Regions from separate parts of the Homo sapiens genome. Here region 1 is linked to region 2. Evidence: chromatin loops called from intact Hi-C (ENCODE). Cell type or tissue: dorsolateral prefrontal cortex. All regions are shown on one strand. Links, peaks and the distances in the headings refer to the core of each region. The heading gives the core; the rest is flanking DNA. Region 1 overlaps RAB40B (RAB40B, member RAS oncogene family). Region 2 overlaps FN3K (fructosamine 3 kinase).

Evidence for each region. Peaks named below come from ENCODE experiments on the same cell type or tissue, not always from the same donor. Only the 100,000 strongest peaks of a DNase experiment are listed, where the experiment ranks them.
Region 1: a loop joins it to region 2, with 15 times the contacts of the local background. A loop is called at or near these places in 22 of 110 quality-filtered maps.

The regions. Positions count from the first base shown.
Region 1 is chr17:82,684,009-82,695,350 of GRCh38, reverse strand. The region is part of intron 1 of RAB40B (RAB40B, member RAS oncogene family); the gene reads left to right. Among named protein-coding and RNA genes, the nearest start is that of RAB40B, 9.0 kb to the left of the region's middle. In dorsolateral prefrontal cortex, for the core only: no CTCF peak of the experiment used is centred there; a DNase peak (open chromatin) is centred at 3,980; H3K4me3 peaks cover 1,885 bases; H3K27ac peaks cover 2,500 bases.
Region 2 is chr17:82,739,810-82,749,817 of GRCh38, reverse strand. It overlaps FN3K (fructosamine 3 kinase), which reads right to left. Exons shown (of 6, transcript NM_022158.4): 3 at 8,964-9,055; 4 at 8,425-8,507; 5 at 841-963. Among named protein-coding and RNA genes, the nearest start is that of TBCD, 7.3 kb to the left of the region's middle. RefSeq lists an enhancer at 5,549-6,185. In dorsolateral prefrontal cortex, for the core only: no CTCF peak of the experiment used is centred there; no DNase peak of the experiment used is centred there.

The DNA.
Region 1 (11,342 bases), core at 2,994-5,493, 57 kb after region 2:
GCGTGGTGCCGCGTGCCTGTAATCCCAGCTACTTGGGAGGCTGAGGCAGGAGAATCGCTGGAACCCAGGAGGTGGAGGGTGAAGTGAGCTGAGATCACACCATTGCACTCCAGCCCAGCGACAGAGTGAGATTTTGTCTCGAAAAAAAAAAAAGAAAGAAAGAAAGAAAGAAAGATGAGGGCGTTCGTAACTCCACACTCCATTTCCCTCCACCCAATTCCTCCTGAGTTTTGTAGCCCAGGCTGTTATTTTTATATTGTCCAGGTTTATAGCCCTTGCTTCTGTATTGTGGCTGTAGTGCCCGCAATGATTTAGTATCAATTCAACATTTAAATACAGTCAGTGCTCACCAAAGTCCTTTTACCATTTATGTCTCTGTTCATTGTGCTGTCCCTCTTAATCACCTAGATTTCATTATCAGTCGTTTTTTCAGAAGGACTCGAGTATTTCCTGAGTGTTTTTTTGTGTCTGAGAATGTCTGCCCATGGTCTTTATCTTTGAACAATGTAGAGATATCTTGGCTGGGTATAATACTCTTAGATTTATTTTCTTCCCCAACACTTTGCAGCTGTCATTCCACCATCCCCTGGCTCACATGTGCTGTGGGGAAGCCTGAGGTCAGCTGATTTTTCCCCATGTGGAGGCTTGTCCTTCCCTTCATGAATTTCTGAGGAATTCTTTCTTTTTGTCTCATAGTTCTTCTGCTTAACCAGACCATGTCTCAGAGTTGAATGTTTGTGTTAAACTTTTAGTATGAACGTACTCTTTGAGTTTCCAGGTGTGTGTGTGTATGTGTGTGTGTATGTATTTTTTTTTTCTTAGATGTAGTCTCAATCTGTTGCCCAGGTTGGAGTGCAGTGGTGTGATCTCACCTCACTGCAACCTCCACCTCCCAGGTTCAAGTGATTCGCCTGCTTCAACCTCCCAGGTAGCTGGGATTACAGGTGCCTGCCACCACACTGGGCCAATTTGTTTTTGTATTTTTAGTAGAGACGGGGTTTCCATGTTGGCCAGGGTGGTCTCGAACCCCTAACCTCAGGTGATCTGCTTAGCTCAGCCTCCCAAAGTGCTGGGATTACAGGTGTGAGCCACAGTGCGCGGCCTGAATTTTTCTGATTATCTTATGCCTTTCCTATTTGTTGGTAATTTTGATTTCAGTAAACTGTTCTAGCTGTTTCTAACTTATTGATTAGTTCAGTAAAGATGTTATTTTTGTCTCCTAATTTTCTCTTAGTTTTGGAGTTTTCCTTTTTTTTTTTTTTTTTTTTGAGATGGAGTCTCGCTCTGTTGCCCAGGCTGGAGTGCAGTGGCACGATCTCAGCTCACTGCAACCTCTGCCTCCCAGGTTCAAGCGATTTTCCTGTCTCAGCCTCCTGAGTAGCTGGGACTACAGGTGTGCGCCACCACGCCTGGCTAATTTTTGTATTTTTAGTAGAGACGGGGTTTCACTTTGTTAGCCAGGATGGTCTGGAACTCCGGGCCTAAGGTGATCTGCCCGCCTCGGCCTCCCAAAGTGCTGGAATTACAGGCGTGAGCCACTGCGCCTGGCCAATGTGCACTTCTGTGACTGTGTCTCTGGCCCCCGTTATGTGAAAGAGACTCTCCCATGTTGTGTGAGGCTGTGGGGTGTTAATTCTCATGGTGGTGACATCCCTTTTGTGACTCTACCGTGATTTATTCTCCATCCTGCGGGTGACGGGCATTTGGGTGGTTTCAGGTTTCTGACTATTATGGTTTGTTCTGCCATGAACATTCCTAGTACACATCCTTTGCATTTCTGTTGAAAGGTCCCTATGCGTGTGAATCGCTGGGTATCAGGCACGCAAATGTCTGCACAGGTTTCCCTGTAGTAGATTCTCGCAAAGCATTTTTCACTTGGTGCTCCCACCAGCAAAGCTGGAGGCCCCGGCTGCATCATCTTCCCTCTCAGCACGGGGCTGTCTCTGTCCTTCTGTGGTGTGTAGTTTGCCTTTGCATTTCTCTGATGACTGAGCACCTTTTCATACGTCTATGCGAAATTCCTCTTTGGAAAAATGCCCAAGTCGGCCGGGCCTGGTGGCTCACGTCTGCAATCCCAGCACTTTCAGAGGCCGAGGCGGATGGATCACCAGAGGTCAAGAGTTCGAGACCAGCCTGGCTAACTTGGTGAAACCCCATCTCTACTAAAAATACAAAAAAAAATTAGCCAGGTGTGGTGGCGGGCACCTGTATTCCCAGCTACTCGGGAGACTGAGGCAGGAGAAGCACTTGAACCCGGGAGGCGGAGGTTGCAGTGAGCTGAGATCGCACCACTGCACACCAGCCTGGGCAACAGAGTGGGACTCTGTCTCCAAAAAAAAAGAAAAAAAATAGAAACAGAAAGAAGAAAAATGCCCAAGTCTTATGTCTGTTTTTTCATTTAGGTTGAATTTCTTTCAATGCTTGCTAGGAGTGTTTAAAATATAGATTCTGGCTGTGAGTCCTTTGTCGGCTGTGTGATCCTGGATAGCCACTCTCATCTGCACGTCACCTTTCCACTCCTTCAGTGGTATTTTTGGATGAACAGAAGCTCTTAATTTTAACATAATCCAAATTATCAGTGTTTTGTGGTTAGGACTTTGGGTCCTGTTGAACAAACCTTTGCTGCTCCCAGATTTAAAAAAAAAATGTTCTCTACAAGCATCGTTTTACCTTTGACATGAATGGCTGCCTCCAGCTGGGGTGAGGCCTGAGGCAGGGATCGAGACACACTTTTTTCAGTCGGATGCCCCCCACCCCCACCCCGCATCGCACGGCCACCGTTGTCCCAGCTGAGAGCCCGCCTGTGGGTCTGGGTCTGCACCGTTGGCCCGCCTGTCTCTTGTGTGTGTGCCCCGGGTCAGACTCTGTCTTCTGTGGATGGGCATGCCCTGTGCTGGCCAGGGCAGTCAGATGCATCTTGTCCTTGCTCAGGCAGCTGTGCCCAGGTGTTCCCTTTGCTCCGATACGGTCAGCGAGGCCTGGATTCTCCCTCCTGGGCGTTTGTCTTCCTCTCGGTCTGTAGTTGCAGGGCAGAGTTCTTGGATCTTGGACCCTGTCGGCAACTTGACTCCACAGACTATGTGGACCCCACTGCTCTGCCTGTCACCTCAGCCCACGGACCGTGCGGGCCCCACTGCTCTGCCTGTCACCTCAGCCCACGGACCGTGCGGGCCCCACTGCTCTGCCTGTCACCTCAGCCCACGGACCGTGCGGGCCCCACTGCTCTGCCTGTCACCTCAGCCCACGGACCGTGCGGGCCCCACTGCTCTGCCTGTCACCTCAGCCCACGGACCGTGCGGGCCCCACTGCTCTGCCTGTCACCTCAGCCCACGGACCGTGCGGGCCCCACTGCTCTGCTGGTTACCCAGGGAAGTGTCTTCTGTTCTGCAACACACCTCACACACGCTGGTACCCCTGGTTCCTGGTGGCCTGGACCCCATTTCCGTCTGGCAGCTGGGTCCCCGGTTCACGCTCTTTCCCCTCGGAAGTTCCATTTCTCTCCAGGCAGGGGTAGAAGGAAGGCGTCACCAGGCTGGCCCAGGATATGGTCGGGGCACAGCAGGGCCCTGCCTTTCCGCCACCCCAGCTGGTGCTTCCAACACCAGATTGTGTCCCTTCTCTGAGTGCTGAGTTTTCTGCCTTTTGCCCATTTTTTTGTTGTTGTTTTTTGAGATGGAGTCTCGCTCTGTCGCCCAGGCTGGAGTGCAATGGTGCCACATCGGCTCACTGCAACCTCTGCCTCCTGGGTTCAAGTGATTCTCCTGCCTCAGCCCCCCGAGTAGCTGGGATTACAGGTGTACCATGCCCGGCTAATTTTTGTATTTTTAGTAGAGATGGGGGTTTCACCATGTTGGTCAGGCTGGTCTCGAACTCCTGACCTCAGGCAATCCGCCTGCCTGGGCCTCCCGAGTAGCTGGGATTACAGGCGTGAGCCACCGCGCCCGGCCTTTTGCACATGTTTATTGGTGACAGGGAGGGGGGTGGATTAACTACACCAGATGCCACCACCTCTTGCCTCCCACCCTTTTCCCCAGCATGAGGGCCTCATTGTCTTCTCCAATCCTTTCTCCTGGCTGTTTCTTCAGTGTCCTTTTCCCAGCATAAAAGTCCCATTGTTCTTTCTTTGTTTCATTTTTGCTAAGAGCTAATAATAATAACCCTCACTTACTGAGAGGGGGAATCATCTTGAGAGAGGTTATATTGTGAGGCCCAGAGAGGCTGAGCCACTCCCTCAAGACTACACGGTGCGTGGACACACCGGGGTGCAGGTGCAGGGCCTGGCCCTCCCCTCTGTTTCCAATGTTTAATGTTGGGAGAAGGCTCCACTGAGGGAGCTTTTCTTCCCGGAGACGAGCATCAGAGCCTCCGTTATGGAAAGTGACACAGTTGCTGGGGTTTGCTCCTTCCTCTTTGCCTTGGACAGATGTTCCCCTGGGACATGCGTGCCCACTCCATGCTCCCCCGGGGCAAACGTGCACACTCCGTCTCTCTCCAATTCTGCAGATCTTCCCCTGGACACACGTGCACACTCTCTGTTCCCCAGGAACACACATGCACACTTCATCTCCCTCCAATTCTGCAGATCTTCCCCTGGACACACGTGCACACTCTCTGTTCCCCAGGAACACACATGCACACTCCATCTCCCTCCAATTCTGCAGATCTTCCCCTGCACACACGTGCACACTCTCTGCTCCCCGGGAACACATGTGCACACTCCATGCTCCCTCCAATTCTGCAGATCTTCCCCTGGACACACGTGCACACTCTCTGCTCCCCGGCAACACACGTGCACACTCCATGCTCCCTCCAATTCTGCAGATCTTCTCCTGGACACACGTGCACACTCTCTGCTCCCCGGCAACACACGTGCACACTCCATGCTCCCTCCAATTCTGCAGATCTTCTCCTGGACACACGTGCACACTCTCTGCTCCCTGAGAACACATGTGCACACTCCATGCTCCTTCCAATTCTGCAGATCTCCCCCTGGACACACGTACACACTCTCTGCTCCCAGGAACACACATGCACACTCCGTCTCCCTCCAATTCTGCAGATCTTCCCCTGGACACACAAACACACTCTCTGCTCCCCGAGAACACGTGTGCACACTCCGTGCTCCCTCCAATTCTGCAGATCTTCCCCTGGACACACATGCACACTCCATGCTCCCTCTGATTCTTCAGACAGAGGTGGATTTGCTGATTAATACAGCTACTCTTCTGGTTTCCCTTGGCAACCACCTCGAGATATAAAACACGATTTATAAAGTCATCACTTTCAAGTTTGAACTGAAAGTCAAATCATATTTTATCCTGCTTCTTTATAGTGCAGTCCTTAAGGAGGAGATGATGGTTTTCTACTTCTTTTTTTTTTTTTTTGAGATGAAGTTTTGCTCTGTCACCCAGGCTGGAGTGCAGTGGCACGATCTCGGTTCACTGCAACCTCCGCCTCCTGGGTCCAAGCAATTCTCTGCCTCAGCCTCCTGAGTAGCTCGGATTACAGGTGCCCACCATCACGTCCAGCTAATTTTTTGTAGTTTTAGTGGAGACGGGGTTTCACCATCTTGGCCAGGCTGATCTTGAACTCCTGACCTCGTGATCCACCCGCCTTGGCCTCCGAAAGTGCTGGGATTACAGGTGTGAGCCACGTGCCCGGCCAGTTTTCTACTTCTTTACCTCCTGCGGTACCACTTGTGAGAAAATTAATTTTTAAAATACATTAAATGTCTCTATGCATTTGAAAATAACACCATTGCATTGTATCAAGTTTTGCCATTAGAAGCCCTCAATTCGGCCCCACCTCGCCTGTGTCCTGCAGGGTCCTCTCCCCGCCCTGATGACCATCCTTTAGCTTGACCTGTTACTTCTGTAACCCCAGCCCCAGGTGAACCTGATTTCCAGTGACAGGCTGGGAGAGGCTCAAAGCAAGCCAGCCAGGTTTCTCCAGGCAGAGAGAGGGTCAGCTCTGGGGGCTGGAGGCCCACCCATCGCCCCTGAGTCCCCTGTCACCAGCCTGTCCACCAGCCTGGCACCAGGCACCACCGTGGTGCAGAGTGGACGCAGCTGGAGCAGGCAGACCCGCAGTCCTGCCTCATCCTGCCAGCCGCACCTGCTCACTGCTCCTCCTGCCCCAGGAGTGCAGGCTGCTCCGCGCTGGGTGCATTTGGAGTGAAGACAGTGGCAAGGGGCGTCAGAGGCAACAGTGGAATCAGCTGGTATGTGCTGGCTGTGGGTACTGTTCACATTCAGAGATGTTTTTAACCTTTATTTTAAACTTTATTCCCAGGATTCTTCAGCTTAATTAGCTCTATATACACAAAACCTGAAAAGAACAACAGCATCCAAAGGGCTTGGGCATAAAAATATTAGAGATCTAGACTTTATCAAACAAAACAATTTTTAAATTTTTTTTGAGACAGAGTCTTACTCTGTTGCTCAGGCTGGAGTGCAGTGGTGCGATCTTGGCTCACTGCAACCTCTGCTTCCTGGGTTCAAGCAATTTTCCTGCCTCAGTGTCCTGAGTAGCTGGGATTACAGGCATGCACCACCATGCCCGGCTAATTTTTGTATTTTTAGTAAAGACGGGGTTTCACTATGTTGGCCAGGCTGGTCTCGAACTCCTGACCTCAGGTGATCCACCTGCCTCAGCCTCCCAAAGTGCTGGGATTACAGGCGTGAGCCACCACGCCCGGCCCAAACAAAACTATTTGTTTATTTATTTATGTATTTTTGAGACGGAGTCTCGCTTTGTCACCCAGCTGGAGTGCTGTGGCGTGTTCTTAGCTCACTGCACCCTCCGCCTCCCGGCTTCAAGCACTTCTCCTGCCTCAAGCCTCCTGAGTAGCTGGGATTACAGGCGCCTGCCTCCACGCCTGGCTAATTTTTTGGTATTTTTAATAGAGATGGGGTTTCACCATGTTGGTCAGGCTGGTCTCGAACTCCTGACCTCGTGATCTACCCGCCTCGGACTCCCAAAGTGCTGGGATTACAGGCGTGAGCTACCGTGCCCGGCCCAAAACAATTTTTAAAAGTGGTCATGAGGGCCAGGCATGGTGGCTCACACCTGTAATCCCAGCACTTTGGGATCGCTTGAGCTCAGGAGTTCAGACCAGCCTAGGAAATATAGGGAAACCTCGTCTCTACAGAAAGTTTAAAAATTAGCTGGGCGTGATGGTGACTTAGTGTGTTTTGGGCCCCGGCTGGCAGAGAGAAGGATGGACTGATGGACGCTCAGCACCATGAAATGAAAACTTTCAGGGATGTAAAGTCTTTTTTGAAACCGGGTCTGGCTTATTGCCCAGGCTGGAGTGCAGTGGTGCGATCACAGCTTAATGGAGCTTTGACCTCCTGGGCTCAAACAGTCCTCTCACCTCAGCCCCCCAGTTGGCTGGGACTATAGGTGCATGCCACCATGCCCGGCTAATTATTTTATTTTTAGTAGAGAGAGGGTCTTGCTATGCCGCCCAGGCTTGTCTTGAATTTCTGGGCTCAAGCGATCCTCCTGCCTCAGCTTCCCAAAGTGTTGAGATTGCAGACATGAGCCACCGCGCCTGGCTGGGGGCGTAAAGTCTTGAAGGCACCTGCCCTGCATGATCGGCAGCCAGTCAGGAGGGCTGGTTTTCCAGGAACCCTGTGCTTGACTTCTCAGTCTCTCCGAGGATGCCAGCACCTCTCACAGAAGCTGGCGGCCATGTCCTGGAGAGAGAGCCCCAGAAAGCTGTCAGTGGAGAACAACGAGGCCATTGTAACAGATCTTGGGGTTTTCTCAGCTAGGAATGAGCCTCAGGCTGTTTTTACTTTATGTGGGTTACGTATCTCAACTTCTTGCAGCTAATAATTAATTAATTACCCTCCCCCTAATGTGACTCAGCAAAGTTTGCTCCTGAATTTGAATCAACTGGTGTGTTATTTATATTTGTGACTCGTGATAGGACTGGCATTTTGTTTGACTAAAAATAAAAGCAAAAACAAGTTTACAGAGGCATAAATATACATATTAAACTTTAGTGACCCTAATACATAAGGCCAGAAGTTATTATCTTAATAGGAAAGAGTAAATAGATAAGTATGAAGAGTATGAAATTTTCTCTTAGATTAATAAAATTCATCTGGAAATAAAGTCTGTTTCTTCCAGCTCAGGAGGCCACGTATGTTTGAGGAGAGAACACTGTGGTACACTCACGGGTTCAAATTGCGTCGTGTTGGTTTGACTTTGGAGAGACATAGAGGCCAGCGTCATCAGATCTGGGCATCATCGGGGGTGTGGGGGGGCCCACAGACAAGAGTCTTCCATGCCCTTGACCTCTGAGCACCCTTCCCCCCAGCACTGGACAGGAGGGTCTTTGATACCCCTGAGCTCTGAGCCTCCTTCCCCCCAGCACTGGACGGGAGGGTCTTCCATGCCCTTGACCTCTGAGCACCCTTCGCCCCAGCACTGGATGGGAGGGTCTTCCATGCCCCTGAGCTCTGAGCATCCTTCCCCCCAGCACTGGACGGGAGGAACGTGGAGGAAGGTGGGGGGCTCCAGAGCTGCTGAGTGAAGTGGCTTTTGGATGGGCTGCTGTGACTAATGGAAAAGAGCTGCTGAGTGAAGGGGCTTTTGGACAAATTGAAACAGAGATTTATTCTCTCACAGTTCTAGAGACCAGAAGCCCAGAATGAAGGTGTTGCCTGGGCCACGCTCCCTTGGCAGGCTCTAAGCGGGGACCCTTCCTGACTCCCCTGACTTCTGGGGTGCTGCTGGCAGCCCTCGGCGTTCTGTGGCCTGTGGCAGCACCGTTCCAGTCCCTGCTGTCTGTCGTCACACAGCCTTCTCTCCTGGGTGTCTGTGTCCCCAAATCTCTCTGTGCTTATAAGAACACTAGCCATTGGATTTAGGGCCCACCTAACTCAGTATGACCTCATCTTAACTTGATTACATCTGAAAAGACCCTTGGCCGGGCGCGGTGGCTCATGCCTATAATCCCATCACTTTGGGAGGCCGAGGCAGGTGGATCACTTGAGGTCAGGAGTTCGAGACCAGCCTGGCCAACATGGGGAAATCCCATCTCTACTAAAAATACAAAAATTAGCTGGGCGTGGTGGCAGGTGCCTGTTATCTCAGCTGCTTAGGAGGCTGAGGCAGGAGAATCACTTGAACCCCGGAAGCGGAGGTTTCAGTGAGCTGAGATCGTGCCACTGCACTCCAGCCTCCAGCCTGGATGACAGAGTGAGACTTTGTCTCAAAAAAAAAAAAAAAAAAGAAGGCTGGGTGCGGTGGCTCACGCCTGTAATCCCAGCACTTTGGGAGGCCAAGGCGGGCAGATCACGAGTTCAGCAGTTTGAGACCAGCCTGGCCAACATGGTGAAACCCCGTCTCTACTAAAAATACAAAAATTAGCTGGGTGTGGTGGCGGGCACCTGTAATCCCAGCTACTTGGGAGGCTGAGGTAGGAGAATCGTTTGAATCCAGGAGGTGGAGGTTGCAGTGAGCTGAGATCGCACCATCGCACTCCAGCCTGGGTGACAGGGCGAGACTCCGTCTCAAAAAAAAAAAAAAAGAAGAAGAAGAAGAGATCCTGTTTCCGAATCAGGTCACATTCTGAAGTTCTGGGTGAATGTGAGCCTTTGGGGGACACTTCAACCCAGTATAGATAGATGGTGAAACCCGAAAGGACAGTTTCGTTCTCATGAAGGAAGAGCTGGGCACCCAGGGACCCTGTGGGTCCCCTCTTCTTGGAGCTTCAGCACTGGAGCCCCTGGCCCTGTTGGTTCCTGTTGGCTAGGGCCCTGGAGGGGCCCCTAGGACCTGCCCTGGAGGCAGGCCGGGTGCCTGGGGCCCGCCCCATCTGAGCGTTTCACTGCTGGGCTGTCTCCTTGGGACCCTACGGGCTACACAGCTCATTCTGCCGGTCGTCCATGCTTGGGGTTGGAGCACTGAAGCTTCGTCCCTGTGTGCGGTGAAGGACTTGGTGACTCCAAGGAGGCCCCAGGAATCTGCGTTCAGTTGAGTGCACGGCCACAGTTGAGGACCACTGCGTGTGCTGTCTCTTTCTGTGGTGTTTCTCCTCCTCCTCCCTCCCCACCCTCCTTTTCCCTTCTGGCCCACTTCCCCCTCCCCCTCCCTCCTCCGTCCTCCCTCCCCCTCCCCATTCCTTTCCTCTCCCGCTTCCTCTCTGCTTTTATTGAGATATGGTTTACTTACAGTAAAATGTCTCCCTTCTTGAGTTTTTTTGTTTTTTTTTTCCTTTTTTGAGACAGAGTTTCACTCTTGTCACCCAGGCTGGAGTGCAATGGTATGATCTCGGCTCACTGCAACCCCTGCCTTTGGATTCAAGCGATTCTCCTGCCTCAGCCTCCTGAGTAGCTGGGATTATAGGCGCCTGCCACCACGCCCGGGTAATTTTTCTATTTTTAGTAGAGATGGGGTTTTGCCATATTGGCCAGGCTGGTCTCGAACTCCTGACCTCAGGTGATCCACCCGCCTCGACCTCCCAGAGTTCTAGGATTACAGGCGTGGGCCACCGTGCCTGGCCCCGTCTTGAGTTTTGACAAAGACAGTGGTGTGACCGCCATCACGGTCAAGGTGGAGAACACCTCCACCACGCAGAAGTTTCCGCAGCCTCTTTGTAGGCAGCCCCTCCCCAACCCCACCTCCTCAGCCTCCAACGTGCCTGCATCCCGGAGGCCTTTGAACCTGGCTCCGGTCACTCAGCAGCCCTGAGCCTCTGAAGCCATCTGACTTGTCAGGTGCACCAAGAGCTCATTGCTTTTGATTGTGGGACAGTAGAGATGAACCACAGTCCATCACCCACCCACCCTCTGAGGAGGGTCTGGGTGATTTCCAGCTTTTGGCGATCTATGAAAAAAGCCACTGTGCATGTTTATGACTCGTTTTTGTGCGAACTTGTTTTTATTTCACTTGGGTAAATATCCAGGGGTGGAGTTGCTAGGTCATATGATAAATGAATGATTAACTTTATAAGAAACTGCCAAACCCTTTTCCACACTGACCACACCGTTTGCATCCCCGTCAGCAGTGTGTGAGTGTTTCAGTTGTCAACATTCTTTGGTTTTGTTTTTTTTAAATGTTAGCCACTCATGGGTGTGCAGTGGTATCTCATTGTAATTTTTTTTTTTTTTTTTTGAGACAGAGTCTCACTCTCTCACCCAGGCTAGAGTGCAAAAGCGCAATCTTGGCTCACTGCAACCCCTGCCTCCCGGGTTCAAGCGATTCTCCTGCCTCAGCCTCCCGAGTAGCTGGGATTACAGGTGCCTGCCACCACACCCAGCTAATTTTTGTATTTTTAGTAGAGACAGGGTTTCACCATGTTGGCCAGGCTGGTCTCGAACTCCTGA
Region 2 (10,008 bases), core at 1-2,500:
TCCCAAAGTGCTAGGATTACAGGCTTGAGCCACCGTGCCCAGCCTAGTTTCTTCATTAATGAGTTCAAGTCTCTTTGATGTATACTCACTCTGGATTGACATGCACATTCTTTTTTAACATTTTGAGAGTTATATTTTGATTTTTTTTCTTTTTGATACAGGATCTCACTCTGTCGTCCAGGCTGGAGTGCAATGGTGCAATCTCCCCTCACTGCAGCCTCCGCCTCCCGGGTTCAAGTGATTCTCCTGCCTCAGCCTCCTGAGTAGCTGGGATTACAGGCATGCACCACCATGCACGGTTAATTTTTGCATTTTTAGTACAGACAGGGTTTCACCATGTTGGCCAGGCTGGTCTCAAACTCCTGACCTCAAGTGATCTGCCCACCTAGGCCTCCCAAATGCTGCGATTACAGGCGTGAACCACTGTGCCCGGCCGAGAGTTATGTTTTGAAATCAGTCATTCTGGATCATCTGGTACCCACATCTTCCCATGGGAGAGGAACACGATGGAGTGGACAAGTGTTACTGATAGTAAGAACAGTAATCATGGTAAACACCACCATTTACAAGCACCTGTGTTTCACATGAGGAAAGTCTGAGGCTAAATACCTGGTGACCTAGCAGTGGAGAGGGGCACGAGGAGCCAAGTGTGTCTTCACTCCTCACTCCTTTCGGACTCCCTTTTGGGGGAACCCCCGCCCCTGCCCCCCTTCCTCCCTGATGTGTGCTCCAGGACTCAGTGTTCCCTGCTCCAGCTCCGTTTTACAGATGAACCCGCACAAATGCGGCGGGATCATGAGAGGACCAGCTCTTTCCCAGAGAAGTCACTGCCGTGCCCACCTGTAGCCGGGACCAGAGTTCTCGTGCCTCTCGGTCAGCATAGTCCTTCTCAATGAGGTCCAGCTGCGCCTGGAGCCGGTGCCGGGCGAAAAAGGTCGGCCAGTCATCCTGCCACTCATTCACCTGGACAACAAGGGAAAAGAGGCCACTGTTGCAATTCGGAGCCAAGTGCTGCCTAAACCCTAGAGGGACCATTCAAAACCCAGCAAAGATACCTAGTAAGCCAACAAAGGAGGTAAGACAGAAACATAAAATACTCAACCCAGAGGAAGGCAGGTAAAGAGAGAACAAAGGGCAGATGAAACAAAAAACAAATTGCAAGATGACAGACTCAAAACTATATGACTAAGCACATTAAATACGAATGTCAAAAATAAATACTCTTGGTAAATGACAGATTGGCAGGTTGGAAAAATAAAGCAAATCCAACAATAAGTTATGTGCAAAAAGACATTATCTACTAAAAAAAAAAAAAGCTTGAAAGGATAGAAAAGATATACCATGCTAACACTAGTCAAAAGAAAGCTGGAGGCCAGGCACAGTGGCTCACGCCTGCAATTCCCAGCACTTTGGGAGGCTGAGGTGGGCAGATCCCTTGAGCCCAGGAGTTAAAGACCAGTCTAGGCAACATAAGGAAACTCCATCTCTACTAAAAATACAAAATTAGCCGGGCATGGTGGCGTGGGCCTGTAGTCCCAGCTACTTGGGAGGCTGACGTAGGAGAATCGCTTGAACCCACAGGCAAAGGGTGCAGTGAGCCGAGATCGCGCCATTGCACTCCAGCCTGGGCAACAAGAGTGAAACTCTATCTCAAAAAAAAAAAGAAAAAAAAAAAGAAAGCTAGAGTGGCTACATTAATACAAGACAAAGTAGATTTCAAAGCAAAGAAAATCAAATATAGTCATTTCACAAAGGGAGTCGACTAATGAACATAATAATCCTAAATGCCTACACCTCTAATAACACAGCTTCAAAATACGTAAAAGAACTGCAGGAAAAATAGATAAATCCCATATCCTGCTATTGACTCAATGGTGCCCACCCCCGTTCCTACGTTGAAGCCCTAACCCCTAATATACCTGTATTTGGAGGAAGGGCCTCTAGGAGGTAATTAGGGTTAAATAAAATCGTAAGGGTGAATTATTAATCCAATAGGATTAGTGGCCTATAAGAAGAGGAATAGAGTAGGATTTCTCTCTCCATGCAAACAGATCTCAATAAATTGAGAAGAATTTAAGCATGCAAAGTATAATCAAATTCAATTAGAAATCAATAGGAAGGCCAGGCCTGGTGGCTCACGCCCATAATCCCAACACTTTGGGAGGCCGAGGTGGGTGGATCACGAGGTCAAGAGATCAAAACCATCCTGACCAACATGGTGAAACCCCATTTCTACTAAAAATACAAAAAGTAGCTGGGCGTGATGGTGCATGCCTGTAGTCCCAGCTACTCGGGAGGCTGAGGCAGGAGAATCTCTTGAAACCAAGAGGCAGAGGTTGCAGTGAGCTGAGATTGTGCCATTGCACTCCAGCCTGGTGACAGAGCAAGACTCCGTCTCAGAAAAGCAAAACAAAACAAAATCAATAGGAAAAATTCTGGGAAATCCTCAAATATTTTAAAACTAAACACAGTTCTAAAATCTGTTTAAGAAAGATGTCTAAAGGGAAATTAGAAAGTGTTTTCAATTGAATGAAAGCAAAAACACAACTTATAATTTGTGAGATGCCACTAAAGCAGTACTTGGGGAAAATGTGTAGCACTAAACATCTGTGTTAGCAAAGATCTCACAGTAATGACCTCAGCTGCTACATTAACCAACCAGAAAAAGAGCACATTAAACCTAAAGTAAGCAAGAGGCCAGGCGCGGTGGCTCACACCTGTAATCCCAGCACTTTGGGAGGCCGAGGCAGGCAGATCACAAGATCAGGAGTTCGAGACCATCCTGGCCAAGATGGTGAAACTCTATCTCTACTAAAAATACAAAAATTAGCCAGGCGTGGTGGCAGGTGCCTGTAGTCCCAGCTGCTTGGGAGACTGAGACAGGAGAATCGCTTGAACCCAGGAGGCAGGGGTTGCAGTGAGCCAAGATCTTACCACTGCACTCTAGCCTGCTCAACAGAGTGAAACTCCATCTCAACAACAATAAAAAGGATAATAAGGAAATTTTTTTTTTGAGACCAAGTTTTGTTCTTGTTGCCCAGGTGGAGTGCAATGGCACGATCTCAGCTCACTGCAACCTCCCTGCCTCCCGGGTTCAAGCAATTCTCCTGCCTCAGCCTTTCGAGTAGCTGGAATTACAGGTGCCCGCCACCATGCCTGGCTAATGTTTTGGTATTTTTAGTAGAGATGGGGTTTCACCATGTTGGCCAGGCTGGTCTCGAACTCCTGACCTCAAGTGATCTGCCCACCTCGGCCTCCGAAAGTGCTGGGATTACAGGCGCGAGCCACCATGCCCAGCCTCTGAAGGACGCTTCCAAGAAAATACACAAACAACAAACTAGGAGACACTATTCGCAAATCATATATCTGGTAAAACACTCATATCCTAAATACGCAAAGAAATCTCAAAACTCAATAATAAAAAAAAAACCCTATTCACAAATTGGACAAAATAAGTGAACACATGGTTCACCAAAGAAGATATTTTGTCAGCAAACAGGCACACGAATAGATGCTCCACATCTTCAGTCATTATGGAAATGCAAAATAGAACCTCAGTGAGATAATATTTCACGCCCACTAGGATGGCTGTAATTTAAAACAAAAAATCTCAAGTGTTGACAAGGATGTGGAGGAACTGGAACTCCCATATGCTGCTGGTGGGAATGCAACATGGTGCAACCACTTTGGAAAAGAGTTTGGTAGTTTTTTTTTTTTTTTTTTTGAGACGGAGTCTTGCTCTGTCGCCCAGGCTGGAGTGCAGTGGCGAGATCTCGGCTCACTGCAAGCTCCACCTCCCGAGTTCACGCCATTCTCCTGCCTCAGCCTCCCAAGTAGCTGGGACTACAGGCGCCCGCCACCATGCCCTGTTAATTTTTTGTATTTTTTAGTAGAGACGGGGTTTCACTGTGTTAGCCATGATGGTCTCGACCTCCTGACCTTGTGATCCACCCGCCTCAGCCTCCCAAAGTGCTGGGATTACAAGTGTGAGCCACCCCACCCGGCCAGTAGTTTCTTAAAGAGCTAAATATGGACCTACCATATGACACAGTCATCCCCCTCCTAGGTATTTACCCGAGATAAGTGGAAGCATTTGTCCAGACCAAGATTTGTACACAAAGGTTCACAGCGGCTTTATTTGTATGAGCAAAAACTGGAAATGATCCAGAAATCCATCCACATGTGAATGGATAAACAGGCTGTGTTAGATCCGTACAGGGGAATGGGCTTTTGACACATGCAACATGGATGTGTATCACGGATGAATATCAAAGGATTTTAGACTTGGATAAATATCAGCATGATTATGCTGAGTGAGAGTGTGGGGAAAAGCAAGAGAGATCAGATTGTTACTGTGTCTGTGTAGAAAGAAGTAGACATAGGAGACTCCATTTTGTTCTGTACTAAGACAAATTCTTCTGCCTTGAGATTCTGTTAATCTATGACCTTACCCCCAACCCCCTGCTCTCTGAAACGTGTGCTGTGTCAAACTCAGGGTTAAATGGATTAAGGGCGGTGCAAGATGTGCTTTGTTAAACAAATGCTTGAAGGCAGCATACTCGTTAAGAGTCATCACCACTCCCTAATCTCAAGTACCCAGGGACACAAACACTGTGGAAGGCTGCAGGGACCTCTGCCTAGGAAAGCCAGGTATTGTCCAAGGTTTCTCCCCATGTGACAGTCTGAAATATGGCCTCGTAGGAAGGGAAAGACCTGACCGTCCCCCAGCCCGACACCCATAAAGGGTCTGTACTGAGGAGGATTAGTATAAGAGGAAGGCATGCCTCTTGCAGTTGAGACAAGAGGAAGGCATCTGTCTCCTGCCCGTCCCTGGGCAATGGAATGTCTCGGTATAAAACCCAATTGTACCTTCCATCTACTGAGATAGGGAAAAACCGCCTTGGGCTGGAGGTGGGACATGCGGGCAGCAATACTGCTTTGTAAAGCATTGAGATGTTTATGTGTATGCATATCTAAAAGCACAGCACTTGATTCTTTACCTTGTCTATGATGCAAAGACCTTTGTTCACATGTTTGTCTGCTGACCCTCTCCCCACTATTGTCTTGTGACCCTGACACATCCCCCTCTCGGAGAAACACCCACGAATGATCAATAAATACTAAGGGAACTCAGAGGCTGGCGGGATCCTCCATATGCTGAACGCTAGTTCCCTGGGTCCCCTTATTTCTCTCTATACTTTGTCTCTGTGTCTTTTTCTTTTCCAAGTCTCTCGTTCTACCTAACGAGAAACACCCACAGGTGTGGAGGGGCAACCCACCCCTTCATGAGAGAAGCAGACAGAAGACATACCACATGATTCTATTTATATTAAATTCCACAAGATGCAAACTAATCTACAGTGACAACACCAATGAATGGTTGCCCAGGGGCAGGGAAGGGCACGAGGAACCTTTTGGGGGTAATCAGTATACTCACCTTGACTGTGGTAAAGGTTCACAGGTACAAACATCAAAATGTACCAAATTATACATTTTAAATGGGTGCAATTTATGTCAAATTACACCTCTGTAGAGAAAAATACGAAGCTGATTTTATACAAAGGGTTATTTTGTAAAACTCCTTCGGGGAGGACCGCCCTGGTCAGTGGCCCCCACCAAGAATCTCCCTGCACATGGGTGCTGTGGTGACTCGGCCCCTGGGCTCACCCTCTGGTGCTGTGTGCACCTCAAGAGCAGGATGGAAAGGCCCCTCCCCATAGCCTGGCTGTCAGATCCCCAGCTCAGAGGTGCACCGTGCAGCCTCCCGTTATTTCCCATTTGCCTGCCCAAGCTCCCAGCGTCTGAGCTCTGTACTCTTTCCAGAAGACAACCAGGTTTAGTGCTGGAAGCAGGCGACCAGCCTGGGCTAGCCCAGTCCTGCCACCTGAACAGAGGGGCTGTGATCCTCCAAGCTACCCGGGGAAGGTGCCACCTGGGTACACAGCTGGTCCCAATGACCAGGCCTCCCCTGACAGAGGGGCTGCGTCATGGTCAGGGCCTGTGGTCTGAAGCCAGACTGAGGGTCGAAGCCCAGCTGCCCCGCTGACAAGCTCCATGGACCCAGGCATGAACTCTGCATGTCACTTTCCTCATCTATAAAACGGATCAGTGACATTATCTGCCTGGTTACCTGCTAGGGCAAGTGGGTGAGTTGAGTTCAGTGAAGTGCTTAGAAGGGTGCCTGTATGTGGCAGTGTACAGAGCATGGGGCAAGCACCACAGCCGACCCAGCTGGCAGCCCCAGGGGGCCTTAGTGCCCAGGTGTCTGAGGAGCCCGCCGCTCAGCACTGCCCCCCATTGGCTGCAGCACACATTCCCCCAGGACCCATTGAGCCCTCCCAAGGAGTGGGAAGCCTCCGGAACCTGGTGCTGTCCGAGGCACAACAAGCAGGAAGCAGGGCAGGTGTCCTCCCTGGCGCCTCACCCTTCCTAGCCAGGCTGCACCTGATCTGAGGTGGGTTCCTTGATCCTGGAGTCCGAGGGGCATTGAGGGGCTCCCTGTGCTCCAAACAGACTAGCCCCCTTCTCGTCTGCTTCACACACAGGGGCTCTGGGTAAGATTTCACTTCATTTCTTTGAAACACCACTCTGCTGGGCCAGCCAAGTCCTGTAGAGCCCGCCACTTGCAGCCCTTGACCTCAGCATCCACAGCAGGACCACAGGACCACAAGCTGCACCCAGCCGTGCTCACCTGGACAGGTGAAGAGGGTGCTGCTCACTGGCTCCGGACAGGTGTGTGACCCCAGGGGAGCCAGCTGTGGCTGAGATCTCGGGGGTCTCGGTAAATCTGGTAAGCTCCATGTGCAGTTCTAGCGAGCCCAGATGTGAGGACTGCCTGTTGGCTGGGAACCCTAAATCTGCTTGGGCTTCATGAGGATCTTGCCCCAGGTGACCTCCAGCTGGGAGAATCACCCTCTACCCACACCAGGGAGAGCTTGGTCATTGTTCGCAGGGACCCAACTAGTCAGGACGGGCGTCGACAAGGAGACAGATTTGAAAGTATTCTCTCTTCAAGAAGCAGTGACTTTGAACTAGCTCTTATATAATGGGTGCTGTGTTCCTAACAAAACCAAAATATGGTCCAATATTGGCTTCTTCAAGAGAAGCACAGGGCAGTTGGGCTGTCCAAAGTCTTCTTTGGAACTTCACAGATTTCAAAGATGATGGTTCAAGAGGCTCCAGTATTATTCAGCCATAAAAAGGAATATGTAAAGAAACGTGTGGCCTAGCCATAGAATGGAATATTATTCAGCCATAAAAGAATAACATTCTAACACCTGCTACAACATGGAAGAGCTGTGAAACATGATGCTGAATGAAAGATACAAAAGATCACATATTATGTGTTTCCACTCATATGACATATCCAGAAAATTCAAAGAGACAGAAGGTACATTAGAGGTTGCCAGGGACCAGGAAAGGGGGAAATGGGGAGTGACTGCTAATGGGTTCTGCTTTAGGATAATGAAAATGTTCTGGCCAGGCATGGTGGCTCACACCTGTAATCCCAGCACTTTGGGAGGCCGAGGTGGGTGGATCACCTGAGGTTGGGAGTTCAAGACCAGCCTGACCAACGTGGAGAAACCCCATCTCTACTAAAAATACAACATTAAGTCCAGGCGCGGTGGCTCGTGCCTGTAATCCCAGCACTTTGGAAGGCCGAGGAGGGCAGATCACCTGAGGTCAGGAGTTCGAGACCAGCCTGGTCAACATGAAACCCCGTCTCTACTAAAAATACAAAAATTAGCCGGGTGTGGTGGTGCATGCCTGTAATCCCAGCTACTTGAGAGGCTGAGACAGGAGAACCGCTTGAACCCAGGAGGCCGATGTTGCGGTGGGTCGAGATCGTGCCATTGCACTCCAGCCTGGGCAACAAGGGCAAAATGCCGTCTCAAAAAAATAAAAAAGAAAAGAAAAGAAAGAAAATGTTCTGGAGTTAAACAGCAGTGATGGTTGCACACCATCACGAATGTACTAAAAACCAATTAATTCTAATCCTTTAAAATGGTGGATCTTATGTGAATTATATTTCAATTGTATCTAAATAAATAATAATTTGTAAAGGCCTCAGGAGAGGAGCTGAGTAATCAGCACTTAATCCCTGACTTTGCACACTACCCATCACCCACTGTCTCCAGTCCCTCAGACTCATCAGGAGCCTTGTGCAACACAACCTTTGCACTTGAGGCTCGCTCTGCTTGGAATGCTGATCTGCCTGCCCCAGCATGTCCCATGACCCTGCCCAGCTCAGCTCAGTGACCCTCAGCGTCTGCTCTCCCCATTCCAGGTATCACAGCTTCTACTCTGCTTTCAGAAATCAAGTAGTCAATCTTGCTGGTGCTTGGGAGATTAGCATTCTGTCACATATAAAGAGTGGGTGACCAGCATTAGGGCATCAGGGAACACCCTCACCCAGGCACTCACCTGCGGGATGAAGCCGCAGCACGTCACCGTGTGGAAGCCGAACTTGTCCACATACTGAGGCTCAGCACCCTCACCTCTTCGGCCTGTTGACAGAGATCCTTGGCCTGAAGGAGCTGTTTGTCTTTCTCTTAAATGCCAGACCTCAGCAGAGCATCAGTACAAGCCTGGGCTACGCATGCTAGAATATAGGTGGTCTGAGGATGTACTACATACAGTAGCAATTAGTCAATATATGGATCTGCCAGGACACTCCTACCTCAAGCACACTAGACAGCAGGGCTGGGTATAAAAGGGGTTATTATTACCTCAAGCACACCAGACAGGAGGGCTGGGTATAAAAGGGATCATGTGCCAATTCTACTAGCTTATCAGCTACATCAAAATTCTTATTTAATAATCTCATTTTCATAATGTAGTGTAAAGACAGACGGTATACAACTCAACCTATTATTGAAATGCCACCAAGAAGTACCATGAGCACCCATCTAGGGTAGACAATGTGGCTGGATCAAGGGTACCCAAAAGCAATCTGAACATACCCACTGTGTTCTCCTCCTCCTTCAACTTCTCCCTGAGCTTCTGGTTGTAAAGATGCAAATCTGCCATCTGCTCTCCAAGTTTTGATGCTTGACTGAGGAAAGAAGAAATGCAGCTAATTAAAATAACAAATAATAAATAACACCACCCAGTTTGTTCCATTTTGAGAAAGGTTTAAATACATTGAAAACTATTCTCCATTCTTCAAACAGTAAAAAGTGAACACCAGGCAATGACTCTTTCTTTTGCTTTTTCTTTCTTTTCTGGGGCCAGGCCTTGCTCTGTCATCCAGGCTGGAGTGCAGTGGCACAATCATGGCTCACTGCAGCTTTGACTTCTAGGGCTCAAGCAATCCTTCCACCTCAGCCTCACAACTAGCTGGGACCACATGCCTGTGCCACCATTCCTGGCTTTTTTTTTTTTTTTTTTTTTTTTTGTAGAGATGGGGTCTCCTCCTGCCTCGGCTTTCCAAAATACTGGGATTACAGGTGTGAACCACCACGCCCAGCACTGGCAAAGACTCTTTCCAGAAAATAACATCATGTAATCACAAACAGGAATTAACCAAGTGAGCTTCAACAGAAGTCTTAGGAGGTACCAGGAATTAAGGGAGGAATGCTGAGAAAGTAATGATAAGTGAAAATGCAGGGCCAAGCATAGTGGCACAGTGGCTCAGGCCTATAGTACCAGGACTTTGGGAAGCCAAGGCAGGCAGATCATGAGGCCAGGAGTTCAAGACCAGCCTGGTCAATATGGTGAAACCCCATCTCTACTAAAAATACAAAAAATTAGCCAGGCATGGTGGTACACCTGTAGTCCCAGCTACTCTGCAGGCTGAGGCAGAAGAATCATTTGAGCCCAAGAGGCAGAGCTTGCAGTGAGCCTAGACTGCACCACTGCACTCCAGCCTGGGCGACAGAGTAAGACTCTGTCTCAAAAAACAAAAAAAAAAGGAAAGAAAAAGCAAAAGAAAAAGATGGACTGGGTGTGGTGGCTCACACCTGTAATCCCAACACTTTGGGAGGCCAAGGCAGGCGGATCACTGAG